2 separate regions of the Homo sapiens genome follow, and region 1 is linked to region 2. A link is a loop called in an ENCODE intact Hi-C map of the cell type or tissue named here. Cell type or tissue: PC-9. All regions are shown on one strand. Links, peaks and the distances in the headings refer to the core of each region. The heading gives the core; the rest is flanking DNA.

The links. Hi-C counts contacts between places; a loop is a spot of excess contacts. Peaks named below come from ENCODE experiments on the same cell type or tissue, not always from the same donor. Only the 100,000 strongest peaks of a DNase experiment are listed, where the experiment ranks them.
Region 1: it touches region 2 in a loop (2.9-fold over the local background); 13 of 110 quality-filtered maps call a loop at or near these places.

Annotation. Positions count from the first base shown.
Region 1 is chr1:202,585,434-202,592,321 of GRCh38, forward strand. PPP1R12B (protein phosphatase 1 regulatory subunit 12B) reads left to right here. Exons shown (of 24, transcript NM_002481.4): 24 at 1-6,888. It overlaps SYT2 (synaptotagmin 2), which reads right to left. Exons shown (of 9, transcript NM_177402.5): 9 at 5,163-6,888. Among named protein-coding and RNA genes, the nearest start is that of SYT2, 120 kb to the right of the region's middle. RefSeq lists enhancers at 3,356-4,555, 3,961-4,010, 5,681-6,507. In PC-9, for the core only: CTCF peaks have their summits at 4,309 and 4,525; DNase peaks (open chromatin) are centred at 3,658 and 3,978; H3K27ac peaks cover 2,139 bases.
Region 2 is chr1:202,460,778-202,467,665 of GRCh38, forward strand. The region is part of intron 13 of PPP1R12B (protein phosphatase 1 regulatory subunit 12B); the gene reads left to right. Among named protein-coding and RNA genes, the nearest start is that of PPP1R12B, 120 kb to the left of the region's middle. In PC-9, for the core only: CTCF peaks have their summits at 3,550 (motif pointing right) and 3,750; a DNase peak (open chromatin) is centred at 2,224; H3K4me3 peaks cover 670 bases; H3K27ac peaks cover 1,560 bases.

The sequences.
Region 1 (6,888 bases), core at 2,894-5,393, 130 kb after region 2:
GGCCACCCCTTCTCCTTTTAGTCATGTGACTTTGGGCAGGTCACCCTCCCTGTCTGTAAAATGAGGTTGGACTGGATAATCTTTATGTGCCCTTTCCTTTTGGCTTAAAATTCTGTGATTTATTCATTCTTAGGAAGATCAGCATATTTATTGGGATTTCTGCTTCAAAAATTCTTTCTAACCTCAAAAATCCAAGTCCAGAATTTTTTGTTTTCTTCTGGATTTAAACTGTTTAATATGAGCACATCAAGGTTGACTTCTCATCCTTTTTGGGAAGTGAATTTAATATTGAGGGTAATTGAATGATGTTGCAATGGCTTTCCCTCCTGCTGGCTTGGTAAGAATATTAAAGCCTGCAGAGGTGGAAATTGGAGCTCATGGAGAAATGGATAGAAAGCAATTTGTTGCAGGCAGCCTTTGGACAAGTTGTTTTAATAGGAAATAGACCTGCTGCTTCATAGGTTTCCTCAACCACCTTTCCTCAGCTTTCTTAAAATGGGATCTACATTGGCTCTTCACACCCAAATAGCAGACTAATCGTTTTTCTGCTTAGCACCGTCTGGTTCATTGTCTTGAACTCTGCCTTACAGCAGCAAGAAAATTTTCCTCGACAAGAACCTCAATCTTTAGTTCCATTGAGCTCCCCCTCTGGATTTTGGACTTACCAGAAGTAGGAGGTTCTGATACCATTCAAGATGGTCTTTCCTTCAAAGCAGGTCTGAAGAGGAGACTACCAAAGCAGTGTTTACAAACCCAGAGTCCACACAACCATATTGCATAGAACAGCACTTGGCTTTCACAAGCCTCCTACAGGACCTGGTGTAATTGGAGTGAAAGGGCAGAGACCCTGGAAGTGGAGGTGGCTGTGTGCTGCGATGGGAAGAAGGCAGAAGGCCCAGGGGCTTTGGACATAGAGCAGGGTGGAAGCTGCAAGTACTGGGAAGGAAGAGAGTTTCACAGAAACAAAGCTTTGTCACACAGAAATGAGTTCTGTCTCACTGGTGACTTCATCCCTCAGGCTCCAGCTGAGCAGAGATTTTAATCAGCTTCCTTAATGGGTATTGACACTGCTCAGGAAGCAGTAGACCCTGTCAGGGACAGCTATTGATCTTTTGTGTTCTGATTAGATTGGAAAATAGATCAACTTCATTGTAGTCCAGGAACTGTTGGTCACAGCTACTAGGAATGAGGTGATTTCTGAGGGCTGAGAAAAAACACAGAATCTTGGCCAGCAGCCAGCAGCTGCATGGTGAAAGATGCATTCACTTCTCCTTTGAGAGTTGGGGTTGAGGGCAAACATAGAACCCAGGTTTGGCTTACAACCCAGTGTCCCGGAAGCCCTCCTTCGGGAGAACTGTAAGTAAGAGGTGGGTGTGTCTAAAGACAATACCATTAATGAATGTTCTGGCCTTACCTAAAAAGGTTTAGCAATTTGGGGATAACTCTTGGATCTAGCTTATGTGCGTTCACATGCACATTTGCTAGCCCAGAGCTTTTAAAATGAGGTCTGGCATATACTTGATTACAAATGAAAACTCAGAAACCAATTTTATTTATTAAATCATATCTTTTGTTTTTCCCCCTCCCTTCTAATCCCCCAAAGGACCTATTTGAGCTGTTCCCCAATTCATCTGCTTATTTTGGACCATGAATCTGCCAGAGTGATATTTTCTGTTATTTCTCCTCCAAATTTTTCCCTGATGTTTCCAATAAAGATTTACTTGGGTGGCCCCTTAAGGTGACATCAGGATGCTCTTATGTCCTTCCAGAATAAGCATACACTTCACTCCTCTCCCTTTCATCTCCCTCTGCATTCTTAATTCCTTGCTTTTCTCACTTGGAGCCGAGGGTGCTTTAGAGAGGTGGTTTTCCATGAATCAGCCAAGATTCCTGTAGAAGTTGGGTATACCAACCACCACCACCACCGCCCCCTATTCCAGTTTCAAAGCTCCTCGGCTATGCTAATGTCCCCTCAGAGATGAGGTTTGACTTTTAGGCCCGTATGACTCCTCCATAGCCTGGCCAAGGAGACCATGAGTAGCCATGTCTGGTTTACTCTTTATCCTGAGACTGTTTATAGCTTAAAACAGAAGTGTGTCTTCCCAGCACAAACCTAATCAATCAGTGTATCAGTGCATCTGGTGGCAACAGCTCAGCCCATTCAAAGAGCAAGGATTCAGGAAAGGCACACTGATGGTGGGGAGCCTCTTAAGAGCCTCTAATGTTCTCCCAAAACCAGAGTTGAGAGTCGGAGTGCCAGTCGTCGGGGCCCACTATTCCTGAATAAGGGACATGCAAGGGCCAGAAGTAGCTTGACTCTCGCCTAAATATCTGTGCCTTTGCCTGTCCTTTCTCCCACTCTACTGAAACCCGGAACAGATTCCCGCTTGCCTTCTGATGAAGAGAGGTTAGGTAAAGAGAGTTTGGAGGAAAAAAGACACCAGGAGGCAGGCTGCGGGGTAGGAGAGGGTTCTGAGAGGAGGCAGCAATCCAGAATACCTCCTTTTCTAGCCAGCATCCCTTGAACTTTTGAAAGGTTGTGCCTACCACTGGCTGGCACACCAGGGCAATGATTTCCCTGCAGAAGGAAGGAAAGAATGTTTCACCCTTGCATCCTTCTTGGAGAAGCTACAGCCTGTGCTCAGTTGAGTGGTTCACACTCAGACTTTGGCTTTATGGTTTTCCTTCCTCCTTGTCTTTGCCCTGACCTTGATCAACAGGGGTGAAAAGAACCACCCTGAGGTTTCCATGCCTCTCCCATTTTAGTGGTAGCATTTTGTGTCTTTACTCCACCCTTCACCCTAGTTCCACCAAGGTTCACACACCAGATGTAACTGTTTTTCAGCTGAGTTGTATGGATTAACTTCAGTCCACTGTAAATACACCTGGGATGGGGTGGGGTTGGGGTTGTTTAGGGAGAAGCAGCCAGACTTGCTTTGTGAACTGAATGTATTTTTATGCAATTTTGAGTGGCCTTTCAACCCTAAGATGAATGGTTTTGTTTTACTGGTTGTTGTTATATAGTTTTGAGTATTCTGTGTTTGAAAGTTTGGGAATAATAATATTCACTTCTATATGATGCCTGTAAACACAACAGTATTTATAAATGAGTAAATAAAACTGTGTTTTAACTTTGTGACTGTCTCCACAGTTCAGAGCATGGGATTTCTAGAATCTCACATCTGGGGCAGCCTCTTCTGATTTTACATCTTATCATTGGTGGGGGCCTCGCCCACCAGCCTCCTACAACTCCTGTCCACATAGAGGCCCCTTCCCCAGGGACAGCCACAGTGAGTCATGGCCACTGAGAAGGGTCTCTGGTAGTATCAAGGAATTTCCTAAATGGAGTCAGGCCAAGGAGAAGCCTAGATTGGCGTTCAAAAGAACCGTAAGATAGATAGATAGATAGATAGATAGATAGATAGATAGATAGATAGATATCAAGGTTCCAAGCTTCAAGTAACCAAGAGTATATACGGTTATTTCTTGGAAGACACCAGGTTTAAGTGACAAAGGTGTTGAGGCCATCCAGGTGAACACTAGCACACTCTAGTACATGGGAAAGTTGAGGTCTAGGGAGGTGGTGATTTCCTTGGGCTCATGGAAGTCTCCTGCCATCACCCTTAGTCATCTGCTATATCCATAAGTCTTCATGAGGTCATTGTTTAATTCAGGAGATCCAAAACTATCCTGTAGTTCCAAACTACAAATGTAGTTAACTTGGGGGCTATTGAAGGTTAAATCTAAACTCAAAATGAAGGAGCCATGCCCAGAGAAGAGCTGTTCAGGCCCGCTGGCAGGGTTTGTACGTGGGTGGCCAGGTCTGACCCCAGGCAGCCAGGATCTGGGTCTGGTTTCTCCATCCAGCAAGCCCTGCCTCTGGCTTTGCTCAGCCCTGTGTTTCCTGCCAAGCGGAAATCCCTGGTCACTGACTTGGGGAGAGGTCAGGGAGGGAAGATTCTTCTCCCCTGATGTCACCCAGCTGTTTGTAACCCAAGCAGCAGCAGAACAAGCACACTTGATGTCATGGTTGAAGAATTCAGTCCTGTCCTGGGGCACAAAACAGAGGCAAAGAAGCATGACCGATGCAAAGGGTTCCTAGACTGCAAATGTCATTTCTCTTTCTGACCCCCACTGGTTGTAGTAAGGTCTGCAGATACAGTATCACCTAGCCGTCACGTGGTCCAGCCCTCTTGGGGGGAAAGGAGAAGGCCACAACCTATTGGCAGAGTAAAAAGCTCATATTCTTAGCCAGGAGACCCTCAGGTGATAAATCCCAGTCCGTCTGCTGAAAGGCTCATGCCCCTCACCCTACCCAGCCTTAGGGACTGAAGCAGCAAGACAGGATAGATGTTAAAGGATCTGGGCTCATGCTCCCTCAGGTGGGCAGCTCCCATCCCTGCTTGCATTCACTGCCCCCATGCCTTTGGACCTGATGGACAAGCACACATCTAGCCAACGGTGTTCCTGGAGGACAGGTGCTGGTGTAAACTGACAAAAATGGTAGCTGCTGGTCTATCCTCAAGGAGAGGAGACAGGTGGAAGTGGGAACCGAAGAAGGAGTTTTACTCTTCCCTGGTCTTTGGGGGCAATGCTGTCCCACTCTCCCTTTCCCTAAAAATTCTGACGCCCTATCCCTGGTCCCTAACATCTTTGCTTCAGAAGTTAAAGACATTTCAAGTTATTTGCAAAGAGTCAACTGAGGACTTTGTAGAAATTGTTACTTTTCAAATTCCCACTTCCCAGGGCCAGCCTCCCTCTCGTCATTGGGCTCAGACTGTGGCTGTTCCCTAAGCCCAGCTCTACTGGAAGGGAATTCAAGAATATAGTCCCCACCACCACCCCGCCCCGCCCAGCCTCCCAGACAATGTTCCCCGGCACCACCACACTCCCCACAGTTCCACAGCCTGGCATGTGTTCTCAGGAGATGTGTGGGCCCCAGCACCCACCAGAGTGCCAATCTGGTCTTCCCCCAACCCCAGGAGAGAGGGGACCTCAGCCCCTTTTGGTGCTTCCCTGAAGGGAGATTCTGGGTTAGAAGCCAGAGCCTCAGGACCATCTCACCACCCTCACCCACCATACTGACCCTCACAGGCAGCTCCCACTCCCTCACCCCCACCTCAGCGCAGCAAAAACAACCAGAGACACCCCCCACCCCCAGGTTTCTTTCAGCTCATTTCTTTAATAAGGAGACGCAGTTCATTACAAAATAACAATTTGACAAGAGATCAGACAAGAACAAGAGTCCACATAAGGGAGATGGAGAGCATTGCCAAGCAGAAGTGGGAATGAGAGGGCCGGGGGCAAGGGCTGTACATGTGTCCTTCCTATGGAGACGAAGGCAGGGCTCCTGGTGGGCTGACCTTGGCGAAGCTAGGCTCTGCCAGGCCCTGATTTTGAAGTTTTCAGCCCCAGGGTTTTCAGAAAGCAGCAAATCAAGTCCTTAGATGGGCAGGAGTCAGGGCAGAAGGGTCACTATCTTTGAAGAGGCCCCCCTAAAGTCCTGATCGCTAAGGCAGGTGGGATGGAGGAACTCCTGGTGCCCCATGCACACTGCTCCCATCACCTCACCAGACAGATGCTCTCTCAACTCTTGCCTCAATTTGTCTCTGCTGTGGGTGTGGAGAGTGGGAGGGCCCCAGAGAGAGCTGGAGGAAGCAAGACATGTCTTCACTGGTCCAAGCACCTGATTCCAGCCTGCTCTGAAATGGTCCCCTCCACCTTCCCCACTCTTTCAGTTCCCAGCACAAAGGTCCCTGGGACTTCTGTGTGCAACTTCTGTTGTGGTTTGTGCAGGGCAAGCCTGCCTCGCCACCTCTGGCCTCCTCGAATGCGCCCTGCCTGATTCCCTTCCCGTTCTCTCTCCTTCCTCATACTTGTCACAGTTGCCAGGCCTGAGGCATCCTGGGCTCTTCCCATGCAGTACTGCCCTCAGGTGCCCATGGGGCCAGGGGCCGCAGGCAGGGGGGCTACCTGTCCCTCTCAGTTCAACAGGATGACCTGGGGCCTTGGAAGCCCCCAGGCCCCTCTACTCACCTCTGCTACTTGGTGCAACTGGCTGGGGCTTCTCTGGGGAGCAGGTGTGAAGGTCAGGGGACTTAGTCCACACCTGCTCTGCCTGAGCCTCTCTCACAGCTGAACCTGCCCACCCCACTCTCAGGGGATCGCTGGTAGCCCTGAGGTTGCCCCGCTATTGGGCTGCTTTCTGTCAGACTGCAGGAGGATGCACGAGGGAAGAGCGTCAGCCCCTGTATTCACCGGCCTCTCCCTGAGTCCCTCCTCCATCACCACCCACAGACCCTCACACTACAGAGGTGAGTAAGCAGGGATGGTTCTGTCATCCCTGGCTGAGCTGCTGACTGGCTGCTCCTGAAAATCCTGGTTGCCTCCACAGGGACCCCAGGAAAGGTATCCAGAACCATGGAGTCCCACTGCTGTCTGCTCCTCGCCCAGCGTAGAGATGGAGCTGAACTGTGAACCCAGGCCGAGAAAGCCAGCTCGGGCAGGGCCAGCATGGGCATCTCCTGAGACCCCACCGGAAGCCCTGGACACCGTCCATTCTCATGACACGGGACTGAGGGAGCAGGAGGGAGTGACAACAGGTGAGCCCTTCAGAAGTGGTCTGTGGGGAGCCAGTTGGAGAGACATGGGGGCTCCTGGGAGGAGCCAAGGGAGGCCAAATCTCCAGCAGGAGGCCCCCTTTATGGCTTTTCAGTGAATTCAAACAGTGGGAGGAAGGGGCACACCACACACATACACAGAACATGGAAGCTACTGGGATGCCAGATACCAGGCTGGACACTGCACCGGGCCCTGAGGTTTGGCTCTGCAGGCAGATGTGCAGCAAACAGGCCTTCAGGGCGACAGGGTCCTCCAGCATCTCCCAAG
Region 2 (6,888 bases), core at 2,079-4,578:
TGCTGTGGGACTCTGAACAATTCTGGAATAGAAAGAAAAAAGGTGATTCTTTTAGTGCTTTGGCCCTAATCCTTAGGTAGCAAAATGACAAGAGGCTTCACCAGGCTGAATATGCCTTACAAACAAACTGCTTTCAGTGTCATATGGCACCTCTATGTAATTTTTTTTCAGAATATGTCTCTTTGAAATAATAGTGATGATATGTTGCTGCCTGAGAGATGAGGCTACCCCTAGATAACTGTGAATGGCTAGACTTAGTGGGAAATGCACAGGATTGATTTAAGAGTTCCAGTTCAAATGGGGCATGGTGGCTGACACCTGTAATCCCAGCTACTTGAGAGGCTGAGGCAGAAGGATCACTTGATGCCAGGAGCTCAAGACCAGCCTGGGCAATATAGTGAGATCCCCATCTCTTTAAAAAAAAAAAAAAAAGAATAGTCCAGTTCGGCCTTTTATATGTGTGATTTTGGTTAAATAAATCAAGTTCCGTTTCTGACTCTTTCCTCATATGTAAAAAAGGGATAATGCTTACCTTGTTTGCATGTATTTGAGGATTAGAAATAATTTACGAGTAACCTAGATTTTCCCAAATCTATCTCATGGAGCTATTGTGAGGATCAAATGAGACAGACTATGTGAAAGTGTTTTGCAAACTACAAAACAATTTAGAGATATATATGACAATTATTTATGTCATTACCAGTGAAATGCTTTTTTGACTTTCATTAAGATCCATTCCTAGCTTTTCCAGAGCTAATACATTTGGAAATAAGATCCACCCTAAAATGCTAAATATTAATACCATTTTAGATTTTAGGGATGTTTAATTTTTAAACCCTACATGCTATAGGGATTCCATATCTCAAGTTTAGGAGACTTAATTTTTAAATTTAAGCTCACTTGTCCTGCCTCTGATGTCCTTACCAATTATTTATAATGTTATACATTATTTTCTGCAGCCCTAAGGGAAAATCTCCATTGTGGTGACAAAGTAAGTGGCAGCCATACACAGGTACCTTCTTATGCCTTTTCTCCCCTCACCAAGCAGTGTCCAGGAATCTAAGCATTTGAACATTTATATGAGGCAAGAGCTAGTGAGCTGAATGTGATAATGGTAGCAGTTGACCCTTGCAGGAAAGTTTGAGCCTGGGCCTCCTATCCCAGTGATATTCTTTATGCTAAAAATATTAGTAATTCCCTCCCACAGATTCCTTTCCTGCCTAAGTGAGGTCAATTTCTGTTGTTTTGCAAACAAGTACACTCAATACTATGCAGTAGTGGATATTTTTGATACTAAGGTGAGCATGTTTTAAAATCGGTTATAGTGACGATTGCATAAATCTGAATATACTAAAAATCTTTAAATGGTACACCTAATGGGCATGTGAATTATGTCTCAATAAAGCTGTTTAAAAATAACATTAGTACTGTTAATCTCCACCAAACAGTTCTGGGAAGGGAGGCCTAGATGGTGTCTACTAAGAGTTAAAGCAATGAGATTTAGAGCCTTGAATAAAAGAGTCTATTTTCTTTTTTCCGTATTTCTGTTGCTAAACACGGCTGTTGCCAACACCATCTCACTTCATTTTCCAGAGATAAGGGCATTTGTCATGCGTTTCTCAGCCCACCACTTAACAGTTCAGGAGTGGAAGCTTAAAGTGTTTCCCCCTCCCCCTCAGGACACGTGCATTTAGAAGAAAGGACAAGAATCCATTTCCTTATGTAGCAGAACCTCTGATAGTTCTATCCCAGTTCCCAGCCACTTCAGAGTGAAGACAGTCACCCAACACCTGCTACTAAAAGCCCTTATCAGCCATGTTTTTGCGGTTAATCTCCTTCTGATAAAGTGGTTCATTTTTCAGAGCTGTGAATATTGGTGACATGTAGGAGGGACCAAAATTTTCAGCCCTCATTCAACCCTCCCTTGTTTTTTATCAGTTGATTTTCCCATGTTAGAAAAGGACAGTTGCTGGTACAATCTCATAAAATGGGCTCCAGTGTTTAGAGAAGGACAGTCAGAGGAGTGGCCACCTGTTTGTTGAAAATTGGGCTTCTGGGAAAGTTGCTGCACAAGTGTGTGGCAAGGTGTGTCTGAGATAGCTTGACCTGCTTTCACCTGGAATGATTTGATCTGGCAATAGAGTTCCTTGCCATTCCTGGTTTTATGGAAATCAGAGGCACAGGAAGTTGATCTGGGTGTTCTGGGGAATTGAGACAAGCCTCTGCCATAGTTTGTTAGTACTCTGTGTTTGGATGCTAACTCCAGTGTGCTGAGTTGAGACATCAGCAAGTGCTGGGCCTGGAATGTCAGAAGCAGCAGGTAAAATTTCTTTGTTTGATAGCTTTAATGTCCTAGATGCATGTTTCTTTGGGAAACTGGCTTGGTTGCATACTTTGATTTGGTGGTATGGTTGGGGAAGTGGGAGAAGGCAAGTGGTAAGAATAAGATATAACCAGTTTGGAACTTCTCTAGTGTTTCTTCACATTACTAATGAATTTAAACATGTGCACTGACTTATAAACATCAGACCCAAAAGATTAGGGTAGCAGAGGACAATTAAGAGTTTCAAGAAGTAGAAACATGCTTCTCTTTTAAAGAAGAAACTGGAATTGGCACTGTTATTCTTAAGTTGGATAGTAAGACACAGGTGATGGTTTATTATTCTTTATATCTTTTTTGTTTGCCTTAAATATTATATATGTTTTAAATAAGTAAAACAGAAAAAAGTATTGTTGGATATTTAGGGCAATTACAGAAAGAAGCTCATTTACATAGGTGAAGGGGCAGATTGCAACTTGAGTTGGCCTTTGAAATTATAAAATGAAGAGACTAGTTCAATCAGGTATGGGTAAAAGTTATTTACTTACTACACACTCTACAATCAGATTGAATATTAATGGAAGTTAATGTTTTTCCATGTGTATAAGATGAGAAGTTTCCTAGTTGATCTTGTTCAGAGGACCAATTTCTGGACAGAATACAAACACATGCTGAATCAGGCAATATAGAAAATCCTGCTGATCGTTAGTCATTTTAGTTCTGTAGAGAGAGCACTCACCAAACTCTGAATTCAGCCTACCCAGGACTATACTTTTCTCTCTATTTTTCTTATCCCTTTCTCTCAACTCTTCTTCCTGGTAATTGCGTCACTTTACTCAGGTAGAAAGATTAGGCCTATTTCCTGTACATTTTACTTTCATGACCCTCTTCCTTTGTCCATGCGTGACCTTCTTTCTAGAATAGTTTTTTCTCACCTTCTTTGCTTAACAAAATTGTATTCATACTGTAAGAACTCCTGCAAATTAAAACCCACTACTGACTACCCTGCTACACCTGAGCCCCAGGCTAAAACTAGTATTCTGTCTTCAGTGTTCTTTTTTTGTAACACTGTCTTAGGATTGGTTTACTAATTAATTAAATGGTATGTTGTTGCTTTTCATTACTACATTCTGAGCTTCTTTAGGGTGCTTTTAATTGGGTTTTCTTCACAGAGCCTAATACATAGTAGATGATGGGTAAATGTTTATTGAATAAAATTATTTCTCAAATGAAAATAAGCCCATGTGTAGTGATCTTCTATGCCCATAAGATGGCAGCAGAAGAACGTCTATTGATCTACTTGAGTGTGAAGCTAGCAAAGACCGTTTTGTGTTTGGATGAGTTCGCAGATGAGCCTTTCTATCCCATTCCATTTAAGTGTTTTAATATAGGGAATGCAGATTTTTTTTGGCACATGAAGGCCCTTTGTGCACTTTCACCCTGGCACTTCTTCACACAAGAGCGACAGGTACAAGGTATAAAGCTCCCTGGATTGCAAGAGAGGATACCTAGTTTACTCTCCAGCTAAGCCCACAATTTATGCCTTCTCAGGCAAGCCATTTAACTTCTCTTGTTCAGTTTCTTACTCAGCTAATTGGTGGAGTTAGGAGATCTATAGGGAATATTAGATTATAAAATAATAGCATTCTAAGTCATCAGTGACTGCCTTAGTTGTGTGCTCAATATTGTGTTAAAAACTGTATGATAAAAAAGGGACATGCCCAAGTGCTCTCATGATCCAAGACATCAAATGTACACATAGTAAGGCATGAGTGTATATTAAGGAATAATATGTCCTTGAGAGCAAAATTGTGTTTAGGTAGGTATATTAAGAGTTCAGAGAAGATGAATGGTATAGGATGGAGTAGTCAGAAGGGGCTTCGTGGAGCCAGAGGAGATTGAGTTGGCCTTTAAGTATATGAAAGGTTTAAATGCTGTAAGAGAATTAATGTTTTTGAAAACTTACTATAAGCCAAGTACCCTGCTAGATGCATTTAATCTTTGTAACTTTGTCAGATAAGTAATATTCTTTTCTTAATTCACGTAAGAGAATGCATTGAGGCTCAGCTAGGTTAAGGAATCTGTCCACAGTCACAGAATTTGTAATGAAAAGCCAGAATTCAAAACGAGGTATTTTGGACTTTGAGGCCCATGCTTGCTCTTCTACACCTCCAAGAAAATGTGTCCAAGGGGTCAGTCTTCACTGGATATTTGTATACCATGAGCTTGGCAATATAAGCACAATGGTTAGAATCTCTTGATATTTATTTGAAGGGAAAGTAGAACTTCTAGGAAATGAGTCTTTGTATAGGGAAATATCACTTCTGAAAGTGAAGCAAATTGAAAACTTGCTAGCCTCTCTGAAATCTAGATGGGAAATAGGGTTTTTTTGTTTTTATTTTTGATTTGAGAACCAAATGAGAGGTTGTCTTATGGGTCATCTGGCTGTCCAGGGTTGGCTGAGGTTGCTGAATATAAGAAGCTTATCTTTGGGAGAGTTCCAGAGCCTTGGGCAGGCATATTTCTATTTTAAGAAGTATTTTTAAAAATGGAATTGGCTGACAGCAATTACCTGAAGGCTTGTTTCTGATTCTTCTTTAAACAGTGATTTTTCTTCCTCTTCCTCAGAGTCTCTTAAATAATACTGGATAGTATACTGACCTAGCTTTTAAACTTATTTTTTCTAAGGAAATCTAGTCTTCTAACCTGATAAAGGGAACTAGAGTATGATTCACAGTCCTTGCGCACTTGTGCTGAAAATGGCTCATTAATCATTGACGTGTAAATAAAATATAGTAATAGCTCAAGAATCCTTTGAGAACTAAATTTCTTTATAATGAAACTGACAGTGTTTAATAGAACACTTAGCATACAAAATTCATAAACATTGGGAAGCAAAACTGCAAGTTTAGCTCTATCTATTACAAAAATACACCTGCACAATGATTTTATTTGTCCTTGACAGTTGTTTATTTTTCCTGTCGTAATAGGATTCACCTTTGACCCTGCACTGCTCTCTAGGGTTACCATGTCTCACTCTTCCCTTCACTGTTAGTCTTGAAACAGTCTTCCAATTTCACTTTATCCATTTCCTGGCCTTCTATTCATTGTTCAACATATTGAAATAGAAATTCTGCCCCACCCCCCAATCCAGTGAATTTTTTCTGGCAAAGGGCCCTGTAAACTTCCTAATTACTAAATTCCTTAGTCACTTCATCTTTTACCTTGAATCCTGGCAGTAATTTATAATGTTGACTATTGCCTTCCTAAATTTTTATTCTACCATAACCTCTCTGATATTATTCTTTCCTGGCTCACTTCTACCTTTTCTGATTGCTCCTTCTTTGTGTTCTTTTTAGCCCTTTTTTTTTTCTGTAAACACCTTAGGCATTGTTCCTTAGGCTTCCTTCTTTTCTCTCCTTAGGACTCTCCCTAGCTGACCTCATCCATTCTGATTGCTGCAGCTAGCACTCAGATCTCTCTCTCCAGCTCAAACTTCTTTGCAGAAGTTCATTGTACTACATGTAAAGGACTTACTTAGGACAGTGCCTAACTTCATGTAGGCACTCCATAACAATAGCCATTTCTGGCTGTTACTTTATCTCCTTATTTCTTATTTCCTTTATTTATCTATTTAAAGTATTGTTATAGGCATGTATTTCTGTAAGAATTCTCAAGTCCTCTTTAGAAAGAGGGAATAAGCCAACAGGTAAACCAAATCTTTCTTTCCTCTAGCCTTAAAAAGGCAAGAGAAAGTCTTTGTTCTCACTTTTTTTTTTAGAAATCTCTGCTAATTGTCTTACATGTCACCCAACTGAGAACTTGGAAATCAAACTAGAAGGCTTTTCATTCTTTACTTCTCATATTTAGTCTGTCACCAAGTCTTGTCTGTCATTCTCCTTAAGAATCCTTCAATTCCATCTTCTCCTCTCTTTCTGTTAACTCAGGCCCTCCTAACTGGGCCTTCCTCTCCCCTGCCCCACCCACCATTCCACCATCTACAGTGCAGCATTAGTGATCTTTCTTATATGCAAATCTCATCCAATCACTGACTCCTGCTTAAAATCTGAGAATGGTCCTGCAAGCAATGCTGTCCTCCCTTGTTTTGTAGGATGTCTCTCTCTTTTTTTTTTTTTTTAATTATACTTTAAGTTTTAGGGTACATGTGCAGAACGTACAGGTTAGTTACATATGTATACATGTGCCATGTTGGTGTGCTGCACCCATTAATTCGTCATTTAGCATTAGGTATATCTCCTAATGCTATCCCTCCCCGCTCCCCCCACCCCACAACAGGCCCCAGTGTGTGATGTTCCCCTTCCTGTGTCCATGTGTTCTCATTGTTCAATTCCCACCTATGAGTGAGAACATGCGGTGTTTGGTTTTTTGTCCTTGTGATAGTTTGCTGAGAATGATGATTTCCAGCTTCATCCACGTCCCTACAAAGGACATGAACTCATCCTTTTTATGGCTGCATAGTATTCCATGGTGTATATGCGCCACATTTTCTTAATCCAGTCTATCATTGTTGGACATTTGGGTTGGTTCCAAGTCTTTGCTATTGTGAA